Regions from separate parts of the Mus musculus genome. Here regions 1 and 2 are each linked to region 3. Evidence: chromatin loops called from intact Hi-C (ENCODE). Cell type or tissue: left cerebral cortex. All regions are shown on one strand.

Region 1 (8,000 bases), 120 kb after region 3:
TCATGCCTGAGGCTGCTTGTGCAATCATCCAGTGACATTGGATATGTCACATACTGGTGACCCAGAAACGCTCACAAAAGTGTCATTGCTTAGTAACCTGCTTCAGAATGCAGGGGGGGGGGCAAAACACTACGACTTATATCCATCCTCTTTGCTCTCTCATTCAATACAAAAAGATATGTACACATCTACATCAGTTTATAACTCCTCCAGATATAAGATACAATTTGCTAAACACATAAAACTCAAGAAGAATGAAGACTGAAGTGTGGACACTATGCCCCTCCTTAGAATTGGGAACAAAACACCCTTGGAAGGAGTTACAGAGACAGAGTTTGGAACTGTGATGAAAGGATGGACCATGTAGAGACTGCCATATCCAGGGATCCACCCCATAATCAGCTTCCAAATGCTGACACCATTGCATACACTAGCAAGATTTTGCTGAAAGGACCCAGATATAGCTGTCTCTTGTGAGACTATGCCGGGGCCTAGCAAACACAGAAGTGGATGCTCACAGTCAGCTAGTGGATGGATCACAGGGCTCCCAATGGAGGAGCTAGAGAAAGTATCCAAGGAGCTAAAGGGATCTGCAACCCTATAGGTGGAACAACAATATGAACTAACCAGTACCCCGGAGCTCTTAACTCTAGCTGCATATGTATCAAAAGATGGCCTAGTCGGCCATCACTGGAAAGAGAGGCCCATTGGACTTGCAAACTTTATATGCCCCAGTACAGGGGAACGCCAGGGCCAAAAAAATGGGAATGGGTGGGTAGGGAAGTGGGGGTGGGGGAGGGTATGGGGGACTTTTGGGATAGCATTGGAAATGTAATTGAGGAAAATACGTAATAAAAAAAATAACTCCTCCATTTAAAATGTGCACTTAGTAGAGATAAGATACAAGGTCCTAAAGGGAAAGTTAACACTTCCCAGAGAAAAAGAACCCCCAGATATTAAGGTTGCAAAGCTTACAAAACCTGAAACAATGTTAATGGAATCGGTGTGATCTTGGGAATGGAAGAAAACAGAAGCAAGATAATCAAATGACAAAATAGACTTTTTTTCTCTCTCTCTTTCTTCTTTTTTAAATATCAGAGCAGAACACAAGCCAGAGAAACTTCCTTCACATTCCTTTGAGGTTGACCATGAAGATGCTGATAAGGATGAAGTAAGTGGCTGTTGCAAGGGACAGGTTAAAGCATGGGGGCAATTAGTTCCTGGCTGCACTGGCTTCTTTGTAATCTCTTTCTAGTGAGCAGCAGGAGCCGGTTGTGTTGGGGCTTTTAGGCAAAATGAATCATGTTTGTTTTGACAGGGAACACGATTATTACGGATGAGTCAAGGAGGAAAAGAAGTCTCCTTTTTAAGTGCAGTGTCTAAGATCTGGGCTCCGCAAGGCTTGGCTGCCTTGCTAATGATGACTTTTGTTTCAGGATACCACATCCCACTCATCATCCAAGGGCGGTGGGGGAGCTGGAGGTACTGGTGTGTTCAAGTCTGGCTGGCTTTACAAGGGGAATTTTAACAGCACTGTGAACAATACTGTCACTGTTCGGGTAAGGACACTTCAAAACCAATCCCGGATCTTCCACCTTTCTGTATATCCCTTCTCAAGGCACAGCATGGAGAAAAGCCATTTGCATGAAATTTATGTTTTCTCTAATATTTTAATTATACAGAAGTCAGAGCCTCTGCTCTAAATGCAATGCTCTGCTGATAAAATTAATCTGAAGCCTTGTCATTTCCATGAGTAACAGTGTAACACAATTCAAACTCTCTCCTATCTTCTCTTTAGTCATTCAAAAAGCGCTACTTCCAGCTGACTCAGTTGCCTGATAACTCCTACATTATGAACTTTTACAAAGATGAAAAGATATCCAAAGAGCCCAAGGGCTGCATCTTTTTGGATTCCTGCACAGGTGTAGTACAGGTGAGTGAAAAATCATCTTCCCCATGGTGGTTATATTTTTGTTGCATGATACATGTAGTAAACACTTAGAATATATCTTGTAAGTCAAGAGCTGTTCTAGCCTCTGGGAACTTGCTGAGAAACACATAGTCTAGATCCATACTTCCACAAAAGTAAGTTTTAGTAAAGAGAAGAGAAAGAAAGAAAGAAAGAAAGAAAGAAAGAGAGAGAGAGAGAGAGAGAGAGAGAGAGAGAAAGAAAGAAAGAAAGAGAGAGAAGGAAAGAAAGAAAGAAAGAAAGAAAGAAAGAAAGAAAGAAAGAAAGAAGGAAAGAAAGAAAGAAAGAAAGAAAGAGAGAGAGAAGGAGAGAGAGAAGCAAAGAATCAAATGAACAGTGGAATCAATTGTTTTGTTTTGTTTTTTTCACTGAAAAGCAACAAAAAGAGGTGAGCAGAAGGTCAGACAAGATGTACGCTGTGGTATTTGGATGTGAATGGAATATTGATATTTGAAAGGGGGCATTTTTGAAAGGATGCAAAAATAATTAAAACAAAAAGAGACTCAAAGATCTATGGAAGAAAGGGTATGTGGGAGCAGTAAGCCCTGAGTCCTGAGGTCTAAACAAGACTGAGCTATTTCCTCAAGCACAAGAAGAAAATGACCCTTACCCCATCTACAGCCTAGAAAACCACTGAACTAATGAAATTCATGAGGGAGACATGGCAGTCACATAGCTTGGTGTATATACTTTACAAACCATCTTCCCTTTATTACCAGGTAATAAGTTCCACTTATACACACATCATCTGTCTTTGAAGTGGAGATTTTCTTTACAGTCACAGATTCCTTTGAGTGCCAAGAGTTTACAGACAAGACTATTCTGGAAACTCCTGACCTTCAAATTATTGTTCTTAATATTGCATGTGGCAAGCAGAAGAAGAAGAATTTTGTGGTTATCTCCCAGTTCATGGACATTGGATGCCCTTTCTTTAAAAATCAAACAAACAAACAAACAAACACATAAAAATCTGGGTTTTTTTTTACTTAAAAGTTGAAGCAATTAAGTATTGTAGCAATCACTCCTCAAATTTTACAGTAAGACCCAGACCTTTACAGAGCCTGTAATGTCATAGCTGAGTTTCCATCCTGAACTATTATGGAGGATACTAAGATCTATAGATGCAAAATAGTGTTGTCTGCAGCCTCTCAGGCCTAGGCTATTTCTGGACACTTCATCTGTTAAAGTCTGGAACTCCTCCAGGAAGTAATAAGGCTGAACTTTAAGAATTAATTAAGTGTTGCTCAGTACCCTGCTAGAAGGGAAAGCTAATTGCGTTTTAATGCAGAAGCCAGCTTTCCATGTGGAAAGGGCAATGAGGATCCTAATGGAGAAAGGATATGGTTGTCTATTGTTGACTGCTCAAAGGGAGACTCTTTGGCCTCAAAATCTTTTGCAAAATCTTTGACAATACTTCGGAGATCAGACACACCATTGTATGTTCTGATCTGGCTATTCTAAATGCCCGTCTTCACCATCTCTAACTTGGGTTTTGCTTCATTAAACCATTGTCTCAGGAAGAACCTGACAAAGCAAGTGGAAGCTTGGTCTCTTCTAGTCAGCCATGGGATCCTAGTTTTGCTGTTCACATCCTGAGCTCCTGAGATGCTCATTCAGTCTCTGACCTCAGGATTCTTATACATAAAACTGAAATAAATGTGCAAAGACTTTGGAAATATCTAGGTGATTATGTGTCCACACCCTGCTTCACTGATTGACCCCATTATAGTTCATGACTTGGAAAGAAAGATACCCTACTGTAGAAAAGCCCCCTAGTAAAATGTGATTTGCATTCTTCAAACTGATCCCTAGTATGTTAATTAATCCATATCTTTAGTCATGAACTCATTCTTCATTCAGTACTTTATTTAGTGATTATATTATGCTTGGAACAGTGTTGAAGCATGGGGACCACTTCCTTGTTAAAGTCAGAGTCAGAGACAGACATCAGAGCAAGAGGATTGCTTACCTCGGAGCAACATGGCTGCTGTTACTCCGCATCCCTAGAGGACACTTGGAGATATGAATGGTGGTCTCTGGCAGGTTCTGGCATGCAGAAGAATAATAACTCTCTTAAGGAGAACATCTCAAAGCTAATCTTCACACATGAAACCTTTCTGAATCTTCTGGAGTCACAGCATAGAATCTACAGAGTATCTACGTCTTTAGGGTTCTGCAAGATAGATTTTACATATGTGTCTTTTAAAGAGTTCGTTGATAGATCCCTGAACTTAATCAAGACTTTTCACAGAATCTTCTCCCTTTATGGGAGCAGGGGTCTCCAGTTCTTTGAGGTCAGTCTCTTTGGGGCAGGAACACACAGATCGGGGAACTTGTCACCTTATGGTAGCCCCAGTTCTTACATCACAGCTCTCCCTGACTTACACATTTTTACTCCTGGGAAGGAAATTTCAAAAGAGATCATGCAAATTTTAACCATCGCTCTAGTAAGCTCTTGGGCACATTTTGTGCTTGGGGATGAATCACACATACACAAAAGCACAGAACAAATGAATAACTAGGATGAGTCACATCTGTTTTGTTCATGGATCTTTACCAGATTCTCTTGAATAAAAAGAAAAAAGAAAAAAAAAAGAAACAGAAACAGAATAAAATCTTTGCCTCAGTAAGTGCTACCTAACTTCTAAGATCCTTTTGAGAGTTCAAGTTTTTTTTTTCAATTTTATTGCCAAATTTAATTTAAAATGTGAACACATTTGTTTTATTTTAAATTAGATATTTTGTTCATTTACATTTCCAATGCTATCCCCAAATGACCCCCATACCCTCCCACACACACACTCCCCACCCACCCACTCCCACTTCTTGGCCCTGGTGTTCCCCTGTACTGAGGCATATAAAGTTTGCTAGATCAAGGAGCCTCTCTTTCCAATGATGGCCTACTACGCCATCTTCTGATACATATGCAGCTAGAGACATGAGCTTCAGGGGGGTACTGGTTAGTTCATATTGTTGTTCTACCTATAGGGTTGCAGACCCCTTTAGCTCCTTGGTTACTTTCTCTAGCTCCTCCATTGGGGGCCCTGTGATCCATCCAATAGCTGCCTGTGAGTGTCCACTTCTGTGTTTGCTATGCCCCTGCCTAGTCTCACAAGAGACAGCTATATCTGGGTCCTTTCAGCAAAATCTTGCTAGTGTATGCAATGGTGTCAGCGTTTGGAAGCTGATTATGGGGTGGATCCCTGGATATGGCAGTCTCTAGATGGTCCATCCTTTCATCTCAGCTCCAAACTTTGTCTCTGTAACTCCTTCCATGGGTGTTTTGTTCCCAATTCTAAGAAGGGGCAAAGTGTGCACACTTTGGTCTTCGTTCTTCTTGAGTTTCATATGTTTTACAAATTGTATCTTGTATCTTGGGTATTCTAAGTTTCTGGGCTAATATCTACTTATCAATGAGTACATATCATGTGAGTTCTTTTGTGATTGGGTTACCTCACTCAGAATGATGCCCTCCAGGTCCATCAATTTGCCTAGGAATTTCAAAAATTCATTCTTTTTAATAGCTGAGTAGTACTCCATTGTGTAAATGTACCACATTTTCTGTATCCATTCCTCTGTTGAGGGGCATCTGGGGTCTTTCCAGCTTCTGGCTATTATAAATAAGGCTGCTATGAACATAGTGGAGCATGTGTCCTTCTTTCCAGTTGGAATATCTTCTGGATATATGCTCAGGAGAGGTCTTGCGAGATCCTCTGGTACTAATATGTCCAATTTTTTCGAGGAACCACCACACTGATTTCCAGAGTGGTTGTACAAGCTTGCAATCCCACCAACAATGGAAGAATGTTCCTCTTTATCCACATCCTCGCCAGCATCTGCTGTCACCTGAATTTTTGATCTTAGCCATTCTGACTGGTGTGACATGGAATCTCAGCATTGTTTTGATTTGCATTTCCCTGATGATTAAGGATGTTGAACATTTTTTCAGGTGCTTCTCAGCCATTCAGTATTCCTCAGGTGAAAATTCTTTGTTATCTCTGAGCCCCATTTTTTAATGGGGTTATTTGATTTTCTGGAGTCTACCTTCTTGTGTTCTTTATATATATTGGATATTAGTCCCCTATCTGATTTAGGATAGGTAAAGATCCTTTCCCAATCTGTTGGTTGTCTTTTTGTCTTATTGACAGTGTCTTTTGCCTTACAGAAGCTTTGCAATTTTATGAGGTTCCATTTGTCGATTCTCGATCTTACAGCACAAGCCATTGCTGTTCTATTCAGGAATTTTTCCCCTGTGCCCATATCTTCGAGGCTTTTCGCCACTTTCTCCTCTATAAGTTTCACTCTCTCTTGTTTTATGTGGAGTTCCTTGATCCACTTAGATTTGACCTCAGTACAAGGAGATAGGAATGGATCAATTCGCATTCTTCTACATGATAACCGCCAGTTGTGCCAGCACCATTTGTTGAAAATGCTGTCTTTTTTCCACTGGATGGTTTTAGCTCCCAACAATCCTTTAGTGAATATAGCATTTTAGCTTGCCTCATTTGTACTCAATCTATACCATTATTTTTCCCATGAAAAATTATTGGAATTATAAAACACAAGGGAGAAGTCAAGGAGAGGGAAATGTCAATACTTTCTCAGGAATATTAAAAGATGTTTGTGATTTGCATGTTCTTGAATTATGCTAACAAACAAAATACTAACCATGTTTTTTTTTTTTTTAGACTATCAGTAAACAGTTTTATATCTTCATTATAGGCCAATCTAGAACAAATTGCTGCCTCTCTTTTATCCTGAGACTAAGGAATATTTGCATTTGGATTACCTAATCTTGGGCCTTCAGGCATTCTTCAGTCATTTGCTTAGCCATCTAGCCATCCATTCATCTATACACTTCGGGTCTTGCCAACATTGAAGAAAATGGCTCAGGAACCCCGAATGTCTGAGATTCCATCTCAACAGTGCTAGTGGCTAAAAGCGTGTCACATTGGCTCAAGTTGATGGTGAAGTGACACCTACAGATCTGACTCATCCCAGCCAGCCCATGGATATGGAACTTTTTTAAATGACTACATGTGTTTAGTAAAAGGCTAGAGGATAAAATATTTTCTGCAGGTTAGGCGTCCCACTTCATGCGTCAACTGAGGCTGAGTATGAGATGCAGAGCTTCCTTAAAAGTAGAAAAATGAGGGGGGTTGTTCCCAACTAAAAACAGTCACATGGGAGTAGTGTAATTTTGAAATAAAATGGATTTAGAAGCCATATATAGTCCTCACATTTTCCATTAACAAATTCTGGCACTAACTGAAGATTTATATTTCCTATTATAGTAACAACCAGAAAGGTAGTTACCCATTTAATATATTATCTGATATATTTGATGGGGTACATGTTACTATTGTCCTGTTTATCAAAATAGAACTAAGAGAAAATGTGTCTTTCCAAGGCACAGAACTAATAAGTGACAAAATTAGATATGAGGTAGAGGAATTCCCAAGATTATAGAAAACAGTCCATGAGATTACTGTATTTACTACATAAAAAACTAGTGTATATATATATATATATATATATATATATATATATATATATATATATATGATATCATCCTAAAGAACTTACATGGAAAAAGAAACTCAAAAATGATAGGCTCATGAACAGTTTAATACATATGTGTGCATGGATCATTGGAAAAACTAGATATAGGAAAAACTATGGTTTCTATCTTGAAAGAATATATATATATATGTATGTATATATATATATATATATATATATATATTAACATTGCAGTACATTTATCACTGAGTGATGCCTCATTCTATTATATCAATGATATATTATTTCACATTATATTATAGTCACACATTTCTGCCTTTAGTCTATTGACACCTTATTAAAATGTAAGTTTAGGAGTTTGGGGGAAATAACTTAGTCAATGATTGCAGAAAAATACGAGGTACCAAAGTAAGATTCCTAGAAACCCCATGTAAAAGTTGGGTGCCACAACATGCATCTCTAATTCTGAGTCTGCAGTGTAAAATTAGGCAGATCATTGGAGCTCATT
Region 2 (8,000 bases), 180 kb after region 3:
GAAAAATCTTAAAGGAATGACAAATCTAAAGCTTTCTATAAAATACAATCTACTTCAAATCCTCAGGGTGCACATCTAGTCATTGAACAATTTTTGTATTAAATCAGATCAGAAAGCTGAGAGCAAATAATGAGAAAAAGAAGTTAATCACCACCTTGATCTTGCTTCAGCAAGAGAGGCAGCCAGTGCTGGTCAGGCTGCCATTGTTCTTGTTCCCTGACCTCAACAAACTCCCTAGCTCAACCAGGAAGAGTGTGCTGTGCCTCTCTGGAGCTCAAAACTGTTCCCTAAGATTTTCTACAACAGAGCCACTATCAGAAACATCTTAACCTAACTTCAACAACAATCTATTTTTCCAAATGCTTTCTTTTTTTTTTTTTCTTTTTTTTTTTTTCCATTTTTTATTAGGTATTTCGCTCATTTACATTTGCAATGCTATACCAAAAGTCCCCCATAGCCACCCACCCCCTCTCCCCTACCCACCCACTCCCCTTTTATGGCCCTGGCGTTCCCCTGTACTGGGGCATATATTCTAAGGGTGGTCATTGCTGGCAATCTACATTCCTAGATTCTTTCCAAGGACGGGGATTGGATCATTAATCTGCTCCAGTAGCAATGCCTGAGAGAGATCAAGCATTATCATTGTGAGTGCCAGTGATGCATCCCAGTGAGGGGCTAGAAGCCCCCTAGAATTTTCCTACAACCCATATATTAGGGAGAATGTAAAGGCCACAAGGATAACAAGCAGAGTGACACAACAGCAGGAAGCCCTCAGATGCAGAGTCCTCAAGGCTCTGCCTCTCCAAGGCATACCCATCCTGATTGTGCTAATCATGTGGGCCTGCATTCCTTGACTTCTAAAGCCCATTGTTGTTCCTTCCCCACAAGCCTCAACAAAACAAAAAACAAAAAAAAAAAAAACAAATAAACAAAATAAAAACAAACAAACAAACGAGAATCCCTTCTTGTCTTAGCCACTCCTAGAGAACTTGAATGAGGAGGACCTAAGTGCTGGATACAGAATTTGTTCTTAGGTTTCTCCACCATCTACACACACATACACACACACACACACACACAATATCTCAAGCCTGGATTCCTAGGCCTTCTCTTTTGACCACTGTACTCACTAATCCCTCACACATGTCTGCTTCCACATACCTGTCTGTGTTTCAGAACTCTGTGCCATTGAAAGTAAGCCTTCCCTCTCTCCCAATATCCTCCCCAACCTCCATTTACTCCCGTAATAAGCCCGAACTGTCCAGCATCCTCCAAGGTCTAACTCAATGTAGCCCTTTTTTCCTAGAACCTTTCTCAATCCCAACAGACACAAAATACGTCTACATTTTAGCCCCTGCAATGATGTGGGCCGGCCATTCGATAGGCCGTGACTGTTAACTGTGCTGTGTTAGTATCTATGCTTGTGTTTACATCAACAAACATGTTCCCATCCCAAGGTCACAGCAGGCCACATCTCTGTAGCAAGGCTATCTTGTAGAATCCCTCCTACTTGAGGGCAGAGGTTTTAGGAACTGTTTGATCTGCCTTTTTGTAATCTAAAGTGGCTATTCAGTTTTCAATAACATATTCTCTTCCTCTCAAAGATATGCCTGAGTACTCAGTCACAAATGAATTTTGCCGCAAACACTTCTTAATTGGAATTCTTCTCCGAGAAGTTGGCTTTGCCCTGCAGGAGGACCAAGACATCAGGCACTTAGCTTTAGCTGTCCTAAAAAATCTAATGGCTAAGCATTCTTTCGATGATCGATACAGGGAACCTGTAAGTCGCCTTTCTTTCTCTCTCCCCCAAACACCGTTTAATGGCCCACTGCATTAAATGAATATGAAACCCCTGAGCCTATTGATTTTCACGTGAATCATTTCTCTTGTCTGCCTTCACCTAGAGGAAGCAGGCACAGATAGCGAGTCTGTACATGCCGCTCTATGGTATGCTCCTGGACAATATGCCAAGAATCTACCTGAAGGACCTGTATCCTTTCACCGTGAACACATCCAATCAGGTACCTTTGCGCAGTTCTCCAAGTTTCCATTTCCTTAAGTAATTCCTCTTATTTATATATTTATGGGTTGTATAACCATTTCTTCCTCCTTGTAAGCAAGCTAGGGTTAAACAATTTCCAACAAACGCTCGATCAATACAGCTTGTCCTCACAGCTTCCCCCCTTGCCCGTCCCTCTCTTTGGAACTGTTTTCATTCTTTTTTATTCTCTGAAGCACTCTTCACATCTGCACAGCTTCTGCAGATTGTATGATATTCCCATGGCCTTAGCTTCAATGTTCATTCTTCGCCAACTGCTCCCCATTTTTCCCCATGGAAATTAAGTGTTTCATATGGTCAAAAGCCCAGTGTGGCCCGTTGTGACAATTGTCCACGCAGCCAGTATGGTGGCAGTATAGAAAACTATTCAAGGGACTCAGAGATGGTTTAGTTGGTAAAGTGTTTGCAAGCATGAGGACTTGACTTTGATCCCCAGCACCTCTGTAAAAGGCTGTGTGTGTGACATGAATCTATTATCTCAACACGGAGAAGGTAGACAGAGAATTCCCTAGGGCTCACTGGCCAGGCAAACTCTACCATGCTCCAGGTTTGTTGAGAGACCTTGCTCACAAAAGTCAGGTAGGAAGTGATGGAAGAAGACACCTGACATTGACCTCTGACCTCCACGTCCATGTGCTCCTGTATACACACATACATGAATATGTCAATACATACATAAAAAATAAACTCATGAGAGAGGGCGAACACACTCTGAATACACTGACCGTCCAAGATAGAACCTTCAAAAGGTTAGGATCATGCCTTCAGATGATCAAATCCCATCAGCACCATGTAACATATACATACCATTTAGAGAGTTATTCAAGTTATCTAGGCCTGTTTTCATATTTGTAGACTGAGATAAAATGCCTAACACAGAGTAAAGTGCCTTAATATTAAATTGTCTAACAGAAAACACTTGCCAAGATGCTCAGAACATACAGATTTGAAATCTAGTCCCTTACTGATGGTTATATGTATATGTATATATATGTACACATACATAATGATGATAATTAAATCTATAGTTTAATAATTGCTATATCGGTATTATTCCAGCCCATATCTAAAAGATTGACTCTCATGCATTTTAAAAATTCCCAGAAGAAGGAGCAGAAAGAATTTAAAAGCCAAACATTGAGGAGAAAAGCTATGTAATGCTGTCATATGACATGGCTTTTAACTCAGGAACGCACAACAGCTATGATTGCCTGCACTGGGCCCTGCATAAGATTGAGCCAGTAAACATTCAGTCATAGATGTGGGAAGGAGGATCATGGGATGCCGCCTACACTGGGGAGCTAAGGGCTGTGGAGGGAGGCTGGAGAAAAGGGATGCTTTGTCTCCAAGGATGCAGCCATTTCTGAGTTCCTCATGCTCCAGTGGATAACCCATGCCTACTCAACCAGACTCTGTGAAATCCAATGAGTCACAGACAGAAACAAAGGCGAAAGACATAATAATGTGAGGAGGACTTAGTGGGAGGAAGGAAATTGTAAAAGAATAAAAACTTTAACACTTTGCATAAAAAAATAAATCAAACTGTGAACATAACTATGCTCTTCACAATATTCATTTTCATTGCCAACTTTAGTGGAACATCTTTGCTAGGATATAAAATATCCAACAGCATGACTGATTAGGAAGGATGTAAAAGGCACAATGGTCCACCATGCCGAAGCCCACTAACTCTCATTCCTCTCCTCTCCACTCCAAATGCAGGGATCTAGAGATGACCTCAGCACTAATGGAGGATTCCAGACTCAGACGTCCATGAAACATGCAACTTCTGTGGATACATCATTTTCCAAAGATGTTTTAAATTCCATAGCAGGTACTCGGGACCTGCTGAGAACACTCATGTTTACCACTCACCAGTGTTTACATTGTATATCATGATGTTTCCTATCCATAATTCATATGCATAATATACCTGGCAAAGTACACCATGCTGTATAACTAGTCCTTAATGTACTCCTTTGAATGTCATCCAGTAACGTCCACTTCTGCTTAGCTTAAAGGGCTGTCTGCTCAGATATTATCAAATTACTTTATTCTTCTGTCTTTTGCTTTTTGTTATGCACAGCTTTTTTAAAAATATAATAGCTCTTCAGCTTCAAGGATTATATTAAGAACCATTTTCAAAATGTCATTTCTATTTCGCATAAACTGTCAAGTTAAACACTCCTTCCTCCAAACCATCTTCTATTAAAATAAGAGTTATCTTTGTCTATATTTTTTTTTCATTTTAAGAGATCCAAAGAACAAATTTTAAATGCACTTAAAACAGTTTCGATGTTTCTAGACCCATCATGACCACCATTGCAATGCGTTAAATGTTGCATCGCTTCCAAGTCAATCCCAGATTCTATTTCCCAATCCTGTACCCACCTCAGCAATGAGCAAACCTGTTTCCCCATGTTTGCCCTTGTTCGTGCTCATACATCTCATCACTGTATGTGTGCTGTGGCTTCTGTTTGCAGCATTTTCATCAATAGCTATTTCTACAGTGAACCATGCAGATTCCAGAGCGTCCTTAGCGAGCCTCGACTCCAACCCAAGTACCACAGAGAAGAGCAGTGAGAAGACAGACAACTGTGAAAAGGTGCAGCTACCCTCTGTGCCACACGTGTCAAACACTGCAACTACAATCCAGGGCGCCCTCAGTCTTTTTCTTATCCCTGTTGGTCCTTTGATTCCCAGATCCCAAGGCCCTTGTCTTTGATTGGGTCAACGCTTCGGTTTGACAAATTAGATCAAGCAGAAACCAGGAGTCTTCTTATGTGTTTTCTTCACATTATGAAGACCATTTCAGATGGTAAGTGGAATGTCTTCAAGTCAGTTTAAAAGAAGAAAAAGAAAGAAACCTACATTTCCAAGAGCCTCATGCCATATTGTGTTCCTTTCTAGAGACTCTGATTGCCTACTGGCAGAGAGCACCCAGTCCAGAGGTGTCAGACTTCTTCAGCATCTTGGAGTAAGTTTAGGGTTGATCCAATAACTTATTTTGTGGAACTTTCAAAATAGCTCACTATGCCACTCTTCATTCAAAGAAGCCCTATGGTAAATAAATATCAACAATAGTATATGGAATATGCAAAGAAAATTTGCTATTTTTCTTTCCATATATTTAGATGAATTGTTATGTTATATGTATAAATTAAGGAATGTAAATAATAAGCATGCCTTTTTTCCCCTTTCTAGCGTTTGTCTTCAGAATTTTAGATACCTAGGGAAACGCAATATAATAAGGTAATTGTTTTAAATTCTAGTAGACTAATATAGTCTTTTTATATAAAAAAAAAAACTATAGAAGCTTTGAATATGGCTCGGTTAGTGAAGTACTTGCCATGCAAGAATGAAGACCAGGGTTTGGTGCCCAGACCCTACATAAAGACAGACACAGGAAGGGGTAGATAGATAGATAGATAGATAGATAGATAGATAGATAGATAGATAGATAGATAGATAGATGAATTAGAGAGATATAGTAGATACTGGTGATAGATATAGATAGATTAGATAGATATAATAGCTGCTGGTGATAGATACATAGATACATGGATAGATATATAGATAGATAAATTTTTATGGGTGAAACATCTGTTTAAGAACATACTTTCAGTAAGGTAAAAACAAAAATTAATCTACAACTACTTCATGCTGGCACCATTCATCACAAATACAAGAATATCCAAAGCCCTCTAATTTCCTATTCTCAGAAAAAAACTGAAATGTTAATTTTATTTTGAGTTTGCTTATATATGTGGTGTTGGGCTGTGTGTGTTTGAATGCAACCAGAGTTTGACATCAGGTGTCTTCCTCAAACTCTCTTTACCAAAAATACTGAGCCACCATCTCTTCATCTGGAGCCAGAGTTTACCAATATGGTTATTCTAGCTAGCCATCTTGCCCGCTGGATCCCTGATTCTGCATCTTGAGACTGGGATTACAGATGAGCCTCCACGTACATAGATGCTGAAGTTCAGAAGGCAGGGCCTCAGGCTTTCCTTCATAGCAAGTACTTCACCACGTGAGCCAGCCCCTTACTTTTCATTAATTCACAGAATATGAAATGTCTCATTGTTCAGTAATTGCTTGTCACTTGTCATTCTGTTTTTATATATAAACTGTAAATGTGGAGCTGTGCTGTGCTTTCAACTTGTGTTCTTTGTAGGAAAATCGCTGCAGCGTTTAAGTTTGTGCAGTCAACCCAGAACAATGGGACTCTGAAGGGATCCAATCCTTCCTGCCAGACATCAGGTCTCTTGTCACAATGGTAATATCTCCTTGGCTCGGTATTTAAAATCACACGTATGTCGTTTATATGTGAACATGCATGTGTGTGGGTGGAGACATTCATATATGTACATGTGGTTTTAAGCAGTTAATATGTTTATCTGAAGAAAATTCTTAGCTGCTTCTCCAGCTCCCTCATGGGCTTAAAAACAGAAATGAAGGACTGTGGTTTGCTTATGTTCAGTTAAAGCAAACACCTTGAATGGATGAGGATTAATAGGCCTTTCTATTTAGCTAAAAACCTAATGGGGTGCCTAATGCCAATAAAATGTCCCCTTAGTTCTTAGCAGTACAGGAAAAAGGCACTCTGGAATCATGACTCCAGTTCTGATGAGTGATTAAAAGATTTCTTTTTTTTATTATTATTATTACGTATTTTCCTCAATTACATTTCCAATGCTATCCCAAAAGTCCCCCACACCCTCCTCCCCCACTCCCCTACCCACCCATTCCCATTTTTTTTGGCCCTGGCGTTCCCCTAAACTGGGGCATATAAAGTTTGTGTGTCCAATGGATCTCTCTTTCCAGTGATGGCCGACTAGGCCATCTTTTGATACATATGCAGCTAGAGTCAAGAGCTCCGGGGTACTGGTTAGTTCATAATGTTGTTCCACCGATAGGGTTGCAGATCTCTTTAGTTCCTTGGATACTTTCTCTAGCTCTTCCATTGGGGGCCCTGTGATCCATCCAATAGCTGACTGTGAGCATCCACTTCTGTGTTTGCTAGGCCCCGGCCTAGTCTCACAAGTGATTAAAAGATTTTCTTAGTGTTCTTGAAACTCATGGTTTTTAAAGGAACAGAGGCCACAAAGAAGCCGGAGAATCCTCACGAGTCACCTTAGATTATCTAGTTGCTAGCTGATCTCCAATTTTGCAGACCTTGCTCACTCCCTCCTATACCTGCCCAGTCAGAATCACTTGCCCTGAAATTCCAGCTCCAAGATCCTCTTGGTCTAACAATTAAAAATTGTCTCCCCAAACTTTCCTGAGTTTGATTTATTCTTCTCAGGTTCTCATAAGAATATGTAATGTGGGTATTTTAGAGAGGAGCATTAGGAAGAAATAGGAAACTGTATATCATCAATAAATAACAAAATAAATATTGCTGCCATCCATGGGGACCTATAGAAGTGGGCTTCTAGTGAGAGAATAATTTTAAAAGATGTAATCATGGGTTTGCTTTGCAAACTATAATACAAAAGAACACAATAAAGAATTGCTTCACAGTTGCAGAGATGGCTCAGCAGTTAAGAGCACTGACTGCTCTTCCAGAAGTCCTGAGTTCAATTCACAGCAACCACATGGTGGCTCACAAAGCATCTGTAATGGGATCTGATGCCCTCTTCTGGTCTCTCTGCAGACAGTGACAATGTACTCACATAAAATAAAATAATAAAGTAAATCTTTAAAAAAAAATAATTACTTCACATGTTTCATAGCAATTGTAACACACCTAAGCTCACCACAGTCTGCCATCTGTGATGGACAAGTATTAAGTGTCCTCCTTGTAGACTGGACAGATCCTGCTGGCTCCTGGAAACCAGGGCTTTTCCCTCACTTTCAGACTGCAATGGGCAACCTGGGAGAGAAATTCGATCCCCAACATCCCAGCCATACATCCCAGAACTCATTACTCTAGATG
Region 3 (8,000 bases):
TGTTTCCTATGTTGGCCACTGGCTTCATGAACTCATATGAGATCGAAACTCTTTCAGTCTCCAGCTTTGGATGATTATGTAAATGTATCACCATTAGACCCTTCACACAAACACAATGAGTGTAAATTCACTGGGAATATATTGTATGAGGGTTACGGCAAATGAAAGCTTGTGAAAGAACACAGTCCTGTCCCATTAGCATGGTCCCAGCTCGCTGTTCATTTCAGTTCTACCTCAAGTTTGAGGGAACACCTGTTAAGGAGCAGACAGTGGGGTGTCAGATAGGGTGGTGGGGTGCAATCATTGGACCTCTGCTTTCAGTTGGGTCATGTCGTTTACATGACCTACCCCTTACAATTCACTTTCATCTATAATACAGATTCTGTACGACTACAGAACTTTCTAGAATTTTGCCATAGTTTGCCATCTCTGTGACTGATGATCTTCAGTGCATGATGAGAGTTCTGTTCTCCTTAATAGAGGAAGTGGGATGAGAGTTCCCAACTGGAGATTTAATGGAAAGTTAGGTAGTTACCCCGTGAAATTTTGATGATGATCTGGTACCTGTAGGGAGAAATGCTGAAATGAATAGGTTGACTTAAGTAAAAGGTTGAGTATGATGAAATCAAACTCAAACTAGCTAAATTCTGTTTTTTATAGAAATTTTTCAACTGAAAGGAATATTTGATTTTTTAATCTAAGATATAGATTATCACCCAAGCCAAAGTAAATATAAATTACTAAATAAGATATTTAAAATATGTCACAGAAGATTCTCAAATTTTGAGAGAAAAGAGCCAGCTGAGTATTAAAAAGTTTAAGTATTAACAAAGATGTTTTTGGTCTTCTTAAAGCACACAAGTTCTTATAAAGTTAGCCTACAATGTTGGTAGAATACTGGCTCAGGGGAAAAATTATTAACTGCTAAAGCCACACAGCACTACACATGAAGAATCTTTGCTCAAGAAATGGTTATTGGATCAATGATAAATGAACAATCCCATTCAGGGTAAAGCTTTTGTTTCTAGGACATTTTGGATGATATCGAGTTGGAAAAGATCTCATGAACTTCCATCAGCTGCTTTACGTTTATGCCTTTGAGGTATATTGAATATATTATATTACCATAAACATAAAAGTGGGCCTTTTGTTGTTATGGGGTTTTTTGGTTGGTTGGTTGGGTTTTTGTTTTGTTTTGTTGTTGTTTTGTTTTTTTTTTTTTTTTTTTTTTTTTAGCTTTTGCCACACCATTACAAAACTAGGATCTCTTAAAGAACACAGTTCATATTACTGACTATGACCACAACTTTTTCAGTCAAAAAAGATATGTGTATGAGTGTTGGCTTGCATGTTTGTATATGTACCATATGCTTTCAGTACCTATAGAAGGAGAGCCCTTGGAACTGGAGTTACAGATGTCTGTGAGCCATCATGTGGACACTGAGAACCACAGCAGGAACTCTGCAAAGGTTCTTACCCTCTGAGCCATCTCTCCAGCTCCAGGTACTTTAACGTTTTGCACTTAACTGTAGCATCTCACACAGGCATATCTTTTCAGAGGTAATCAGGCTTCTTTGTGTGCCACCTTTGCACATTTCTCAAAGCCATTACTTCTGTTTCAATGGCTTGTTTGTCCATATCTGTCTTAGTCTGTTTCCTGGAACCATAGTATCGAAAGTAAGAAGAAAGCCTATTTATTTGCTTCATTGCTTTAAACTTTAACTTTATTTTATTTGCTTGTTTATTTATTTACTCATTATAAGTGGGTGTGGTTATGTAGGTGGATTTGCATCATGGGGAGCTTGTGGAGGGCATAGGACAGCTTGCAGGAGCTGGTTCTTGCCTTCTATCATGAGAACCCTGGAGATCCAATCGAAGACATCAGGTTTAATGACAAGTTCCTACGGAGCCATCTTGTCAGCCCATTCATTATTTAAAATACTGTTCTGTGAATATAACTTAACATTCTATTCTTTACTTCATGCTAGTTCTTACTGATGTCTAAATATTTTTTATAAACACACTGTTGAGTACTGTCTTTCCTTTGTGATTTTTTTACTTTAGCTAGCATTTCCTTTTAAGCCTTCCTGAAGAGTAAACTATTCTTACATATGAGAACACTAAGGATCTTGGTTATTTCAACCCACTAATTTTGCTACTAGCTTCATGTCATCACCAAAAGTGTTCACATGCCCTGGCATCAATTTTTATACATGTGTTTGTTTAAATTAATGGCTCCAAGAGCACCATGCTGCTATAAACCACCCTCCAACGATGTCTAGAGGAACAAGTGGGACATCTTATCAGATGCCTTCCTAAAATTCGCACAATCTTCCTCTCTTAGACCAAGGAAAAGTGAAACAAGATTATTGTGGCCGGATTTGGTCTCTTTGATCTCTGCTGGTCTCTGGTACCCTGTTTCCTTTCCCACGAGTTCTCAAGCCATCTTGCTATGGTACCCTCTACAACAAAGTAGACAGTAAGGCAACAGATCAAAGAATCTACTCTCTCATACCTTTGATAAATTCTGTGATGTACTGTGTATCCCTCAGTCTCTTGGCTATCAATATATCCTTAAAGTCCCTGTCTGTCATCTCTTTCACTGCACCAGGTCATCCTCTGGCTTTGACATTTTTATCCTCGAGACTGTGACTGTGCTGTTTGAATCACGTATCTTGTTTTACCTCCTCTTGAATTTCACCTTACAACAGAGATTGCTGACTTGAGGAGGTTCTGGGGACAATAAGACAACCTGTTCCTGATGGAGTGTAAAATTATAATTTGTACTCTTAGGGGTTTGTAACCCTTAACCTACTCCGCTGGAGGGTGTTGAAATTTTTGTCTCATGGTGCAATAGTTTGAAGGTTATTTTTTCCTAGCAGGAATGTGAGGTCTCAGCTTTCAGTTCCCTTCCAAATCTACTGTAATTTACTCTCCTTTCTAAAATTACTTTCATGAGATGCTTTGATTGATTTGAGACTCTTTTTATGTTTAACTTAATGTTCATCCTCCGTTGTATTATTGCCCAGCATGAGTAAAGACGATTATACTTATGATTAGAGGAATAAAACAGGCCCGTTGGGGGCCAAGTATAGAACAGTCTTATCCCTTAGTTGAGAAGCTAGGCCACACATGAATGAAATTGCTGATGTATAGACTCTAATGGCTCTTTTAATGCAAACAAAAATTGATTCTCAAGGCAGAAAGTTGCAGGATGAAGCTGCCCTGAAACTCTGCCTCAGCACACATTCAGCATTCTTGCTTCCCTGTTAGGTAAACAGATGCTTTGCAGACTGGGAAGCCAACCTGTGGCCTTGTCATTGGAACACAGGGGGAGTAAGGAAAACTATCAGTTAGAACATGACCCTATTTTCCACACATGAATGCTTAGCTGCGCAGCTCTGGGAAGTTACCTCAAACTCTCTGAGCCTCAGCTTTCTCAACTTTGAGAATGCATGAGTTTCCTTGAGCTGCTAGTGCAGATGACTACCACGTGACTTGTAATATCTGAAATTTGCCTTGTCACAAGCCAAAGTCTGAAAGCAAAGCAGTAAGTCTATTCTATCTCTGGGGCAGGTCTGTGATGCCTCTCCCAGTATGTAGTAGCAGCACCAGATATTTGGGGACTGGACTATATGACTCTAGGGTCTGCCTACATCTTTTAAAGGCTTTTTGTTGTTGTTGTGTGTTTTTTTTTCTTCTGTCTCTTCACTCTCTGTCTCTTGCTCTGTGTGATCCAGCATGTCCTTACTTTCAGACCTATGGCTTCTCTCTAAATACCTGTGTTTTTGAAAACAGGACCCATTCTGTGTTCTAGAGATTTGAAGGTGGCATGTCTTGAGGGATAGGGTACCATTCAGCCTACTATAGTAATAACAATGTATTTGTGTTGCAGATTAAATAAGGGAGTGGGAGGATATTGGGAGCTTGAGAACTGCTAGTCATCATTTCATGATTATTAAGTATCTCTTAATATTGCCATTATGACACGTACTTTTGAGAGAACAGGCTGCATTCAACAGGAAGCTCTACTGTGACTCACAGAGAAGCATCTCTGAGACTCCGTTTGGAATGTTTGAAACAAAAGAAAGATGATGCTCTTTCCCCCATAGTTTATAAATCCTTGATCTGACTTTGACAGGGATTTTGGCTATGATGTAATCATCATGGTCATGTGGTCCTCACCATTGTGTCATCGTCTTTGCCATTGTCGTTGTTGTCAGTTGTTATCTGTCCACTTGGTGCAGACCACACGGATCTGGTCATTCCAATTCTTCAGTGAGTACTGAGAATCTAGGACAATCTTAACTCCTCCAGTCCAGGAAGCTGTGAGAAGCAGGGTCTGTCACTCCTCTCCATCTGTGGATATAAATGACTGACTGGCTGAGTGTCTGAACATCCTCCTGAGATATCGTGTAGCCATTTTCAGTGTAACCAGTAGCCTCTGAAACAATGTGTTTCAATATTCTCATTTGTTCAGGAGAACTGAAAAATTAATGAAATCCCTGCCAGGAAAATATTAATGATATGTCTGTCAATAATGGACACTCAGAAGTAGGAGAAGCTTTTTGTCTTAAACTCAGTATGATGCTTGATGCTGCATGCTGTAGCTGCCTTTATCAGCAGTGCAGTTAGGGACTAAGACCTGGATAAATGAGAACATGGGTAAATGGTGTTAGGGATAGCATTACTTCCTTCTTACAAGACAGCTCTTGAAGCGTCCTCTCTGCGTGGACACCAGGGGGCGATGCTTATGTGGAAAATGCCAGCAGAGTTACCTTCTAAGGCTGTTTGCTTCTGAAGCTTGAGCCTCTCGTCTTTAAAGAACTTATTATCTTCATTTTTCTACCCCATAACAGTTATCCAACACACATGGCCAACAGCAGATAGCTTCTTAGACACCACATCTAAACCTCTTGACTGAACTGACTGGCCCTCTATAGCCATGGTGGTCCAAAAGTTCTCTATCCTTCTTAGAATTCAAATGTTGCAATCTTAACACCAAAGCAGTGAAACCAGAAAGATCGAGGGAATGAGAGTCCAGTTGTTAGAGGGCAGCATAGTCCTTATCAATGGACTCAAGCCTGAGGCAGCTGTTTCCAGCAAATGAGAACTTGGATGTTAACATGTGTAACCTAGAAGGCAGATCCCTCTTCTGACTCTAAATCTACCAGTGACTTGGTCCAGGACTTCTCTATCCATTCAAAATATAAACAATCAGTTTATATTGAGTATGACACCCTGTTTGTGGTAGCTATGACAATTGGAATAGAATGAAATATTATCTCTCCACAGTTCAGTGATTAAAACTCTGAAGATAACTCCAGTGCCCATAAAAGTCCTCATCTGCCTGTTGTTTACATGAGATAGCATTAAACCATTTTCAGTAGGCGAGCTCTCCAATTAGCACATTTTGAAGCAAATGAACACAGCTGCTAGTGGTTGGCTTTTCTCCTTAGTAATAGCTTGAATTATCTATGCCTTTCTCAGAGAGGAAGGCATAGAGGCACTAGCTGGCACATCTCAGCCCCTTTATCCAGCCCTGATAATGACATGGACATCCTTGAGACACTGTGAACATGTTAAAAATTCTCTTGGCCTTCTGACAAGTGTGGCACGATAGCTGTCCGTGAATCAAGAACAGGAAATGCTCAGGATGATACCGTCACTTCTTCCAGTTTTGAAGTGTTCTCCTTGAAGTTTTTCATGAAGGACTTTGATAATAATTATGATTCTCCAAGGATTGTTCTGAACAAAGCATTTATTTCTAGATGCTAAGAGAACTTTAACATTCATGAATCTTCCTTTGAGTTTTTAAATGCCAGCAAGAGATGATTAGAAAATGCATCAATGAAACTGAAGTCAGTTTTCTATGATGTGCAAAACTTGTGGGGGGGGGGTGAGGGGGAGAGAGAGAGAGAGAGAGAGAGAGAGAGAGAGAGAGAAATGGATGATTTCAATGTTGTTTTACAGCTGAAAAGACATAGCTCTTGTGGCTTCAAAAGGCTCATCATAAGTCTTCCTTAGAGACACTGTGTTTTTGAACAAAAGGTGTATAAAATTGAAAGTCACATTCTTTTTGCCTTGACAATCCTCTTTGTTTCTATCTCAAGGTCACTTGTGAGTCTAACACTAATTGCTTTAGTGCCATGTGACATCAGACAGGATGCAGTCTGAAGGATGATCCAAGGGATGCTGTGATACTGCACACAATAATGCTCTCAACCCATGCTGAGCTTGTCTGAGCATTTGCTACGCAGTGCAATACAGTTTAGTGTCCACTGTTGGGTTCCGTAAAGTTGCAATTCTCAGTTGGGAAGCTGTGAAAGGCTGCTTCTTGAAATTTAAAATTTTCTTTATCAAAATTTGTCAACAAATCATACAACACTCTAAAGAATCCATGAAAATTAATGAAGAAATATATATATGAATAGTATTACCTCAGGAAAGAATAATTTTACATATATATACATATATACTCATATATATGCTATACACACACACACACACACACATACATACATTGTTTTTACCAATGTATATGAGGGCAAGGGAAGCTATCTGTGTCCCAGTGCATATTACACTATTTTCAGGACCTAGAATAGCATCGAACAGCACAGTAAATACTAACTCAATGAGAAGAGAGAAAGAGAGACAACAGGGAAGGAAAGCTGATATGCTAATGTCACAAAGCAGAGTATCATTCACTGTAGTGGCCTTGTGAATGCCATCCTAGACAAGATCCTCACAGGAAGTTTAGTTCTATGAGAATTCAAGAACAATGCTTTGTAGGGGAAAATGCATCTAAGAACTCCCACTACCTTTTGTCTATATAAAATCATTTACTGGGGCTTCCAGCACACCTTTGGTGATGTTGACTGTTGGTAGTAGACACTTTGGGGTTAAAAATAAATGACAATGATGAAGGGAAATGTGGGATCTATAGATGAATTTTTTTGGATGCTTGCCAACAAGGGAAGGCCAAAGAGTGTCACAGACATTTCAAGGTTAAAGGAGATGTTATTTGTTTATTCAGTATGTGGAAGACAATTTATTGTGCTACTTATTAGAAAAAGCCAGCAGAGGGGAGGATGGAGATTGACAGAGTATGACCCTGGAAGACAAGAGTTCACAGAAATGGGGCTAAAGGAACAAGAACTTCCCTCTCATCAGAAAGGAGAATGTGGGGTGGATCTATGCAAATATTTTAAGAGAACATCAAGCATACAAATAACACCAGAATGTTGAGCCAAGAAATCCCAGATGCTTCTGAGACATCTTGGTGATATGCCTTTGCTACTCATTCATTTATTTTCATTCAGCTGTTAAGTGTTGACTCACACACCAGCAACAGAGGCAATTTTTTTAAAGAAGCATATGAAAACAAACCTTATAGTGTGTAAACTTCTAACTAGGAATGGGAAGGGGGTTGCCACTTGTCCAGTCCCCTTCATTTTGTTCCTGGAAAGTAATAGCTACAAGAAAGAGGTGATGTTAAGAAGGGAAATATTTGAAGCATGGGAGCCTCTGTACGGGTCCCTGGGAAATCTGACCGAGTAGAGGAATTTTGCAGCTTTAGAAACGGACACAAGAAAAAAAACCCACAGAGAAAAGGCAGCCAGAACCTTGGTTCTCTGCTTGACAGAGTGTGACCCTATCTCCATGAGCACATACCTACCTTCTGCTCTCTTTCCATTTGGTTTCTTTACTCTATTTCAGCCACTTGTTGTCCCTCTCAGAGTCAATCCTCAAATCTAGCATCCTCTGGCTGTGAGCCCTATTATGCAGAAGCCAAAGTCTCCTTGAGTTTCATTTTCGACTGTCTTTCACCTTATGGCGTTGAAATCTCTCACTGGACATTTTGGCTAGGATGTCTGGCTAACAAGCCCCTGGCATAAGCCTGTTTCTGCTCCGAAACACTGGGTATCTACTTCCGGAACTAGAAGGAGAGCTACAGGAAATGGGTGAAAGAGTGCTTGTATCTCATATACAGACAGACA

Evidence for each region. Hi-C counts contacts between places; a loop is a spot of excess contacts. Peaks named below come from ENCODE experiments on the same cell type or tissue, not always from the same donor. Only the 100,000 strongest peaks of a DNase experiment are listed, where the experiment ranks them.
Region 1: a loop joins it to region 3, with 4 times the contacts of the local background. A loop is called at or near these places in 13 of 42 quality-filtered maps.
Region 2: it touches region 3 in a loop (2.3-fold over the local background); 6 of 42 quality-filtered maps call a loop at or near these places.

The regions. Positions count from the first base shown.
Region 1 is chr1:80,599,724-80,607,723 of GRCm38, reverse strand. Dock10 (dedicator of cytokinesis 10) reads left to right here. Exons shown (of 56, transcript NM_175291.4): 5 at 1,099-1,171; 6 at 1,437-1,559; 7 at 1,799-1,933. Among named protein-coding and RNA genes, the nearest start is that of Dock10, 150 kb to the left of the region's middle. In left cerebral cortex, no CTCF peak of the experiment used is centred here; DNase peaks (open chromatin) are centred at 1,416, 4,440 and 6,990.
Region 2 is chr1:80,537,121-80,545,120 of GRCm38, reverse strand. Dock10 (dedicator of cytokinesis 10) reads left to right here. Exons shown (of 56, transcript NM_175291.4): 32 at 1,605-1,780; 33 at 1,905-2,021; 34 at 3,782-3,893; 35 at 4,543-4,664; 36 at 4,763-4,877; 37 at 4,970-5,036; 38 at 5,264-5,311; 39 at 6,237-6,338. Among named protein-coding and RNA genes, the nearest start is that of 1700016L21Rik, 95 kb to the right of the region's middle. In left cerebral cortex, a CTCF peak has its summit at 7,707 (motif pointing left); DNase peaks (open chromatin) are centred at 3,457 and 3,819.
Region 3 is chr1:80,719,591-80,727,590 of GRCm38, reverse strand. The region is part of intron 1 of Dock10 (dedicator of cytokinesis 10); the gene reads left to right. Among named protein-coding and RNA genes, the nearest start is that of Dock10, 35 kb to the left of the region's middle. In left cerebral cortex, a CTCF peak has its summit at 4,733 (motif pointing right); DNase peaks (open chromatin) are centred at 4,741 and 7,256.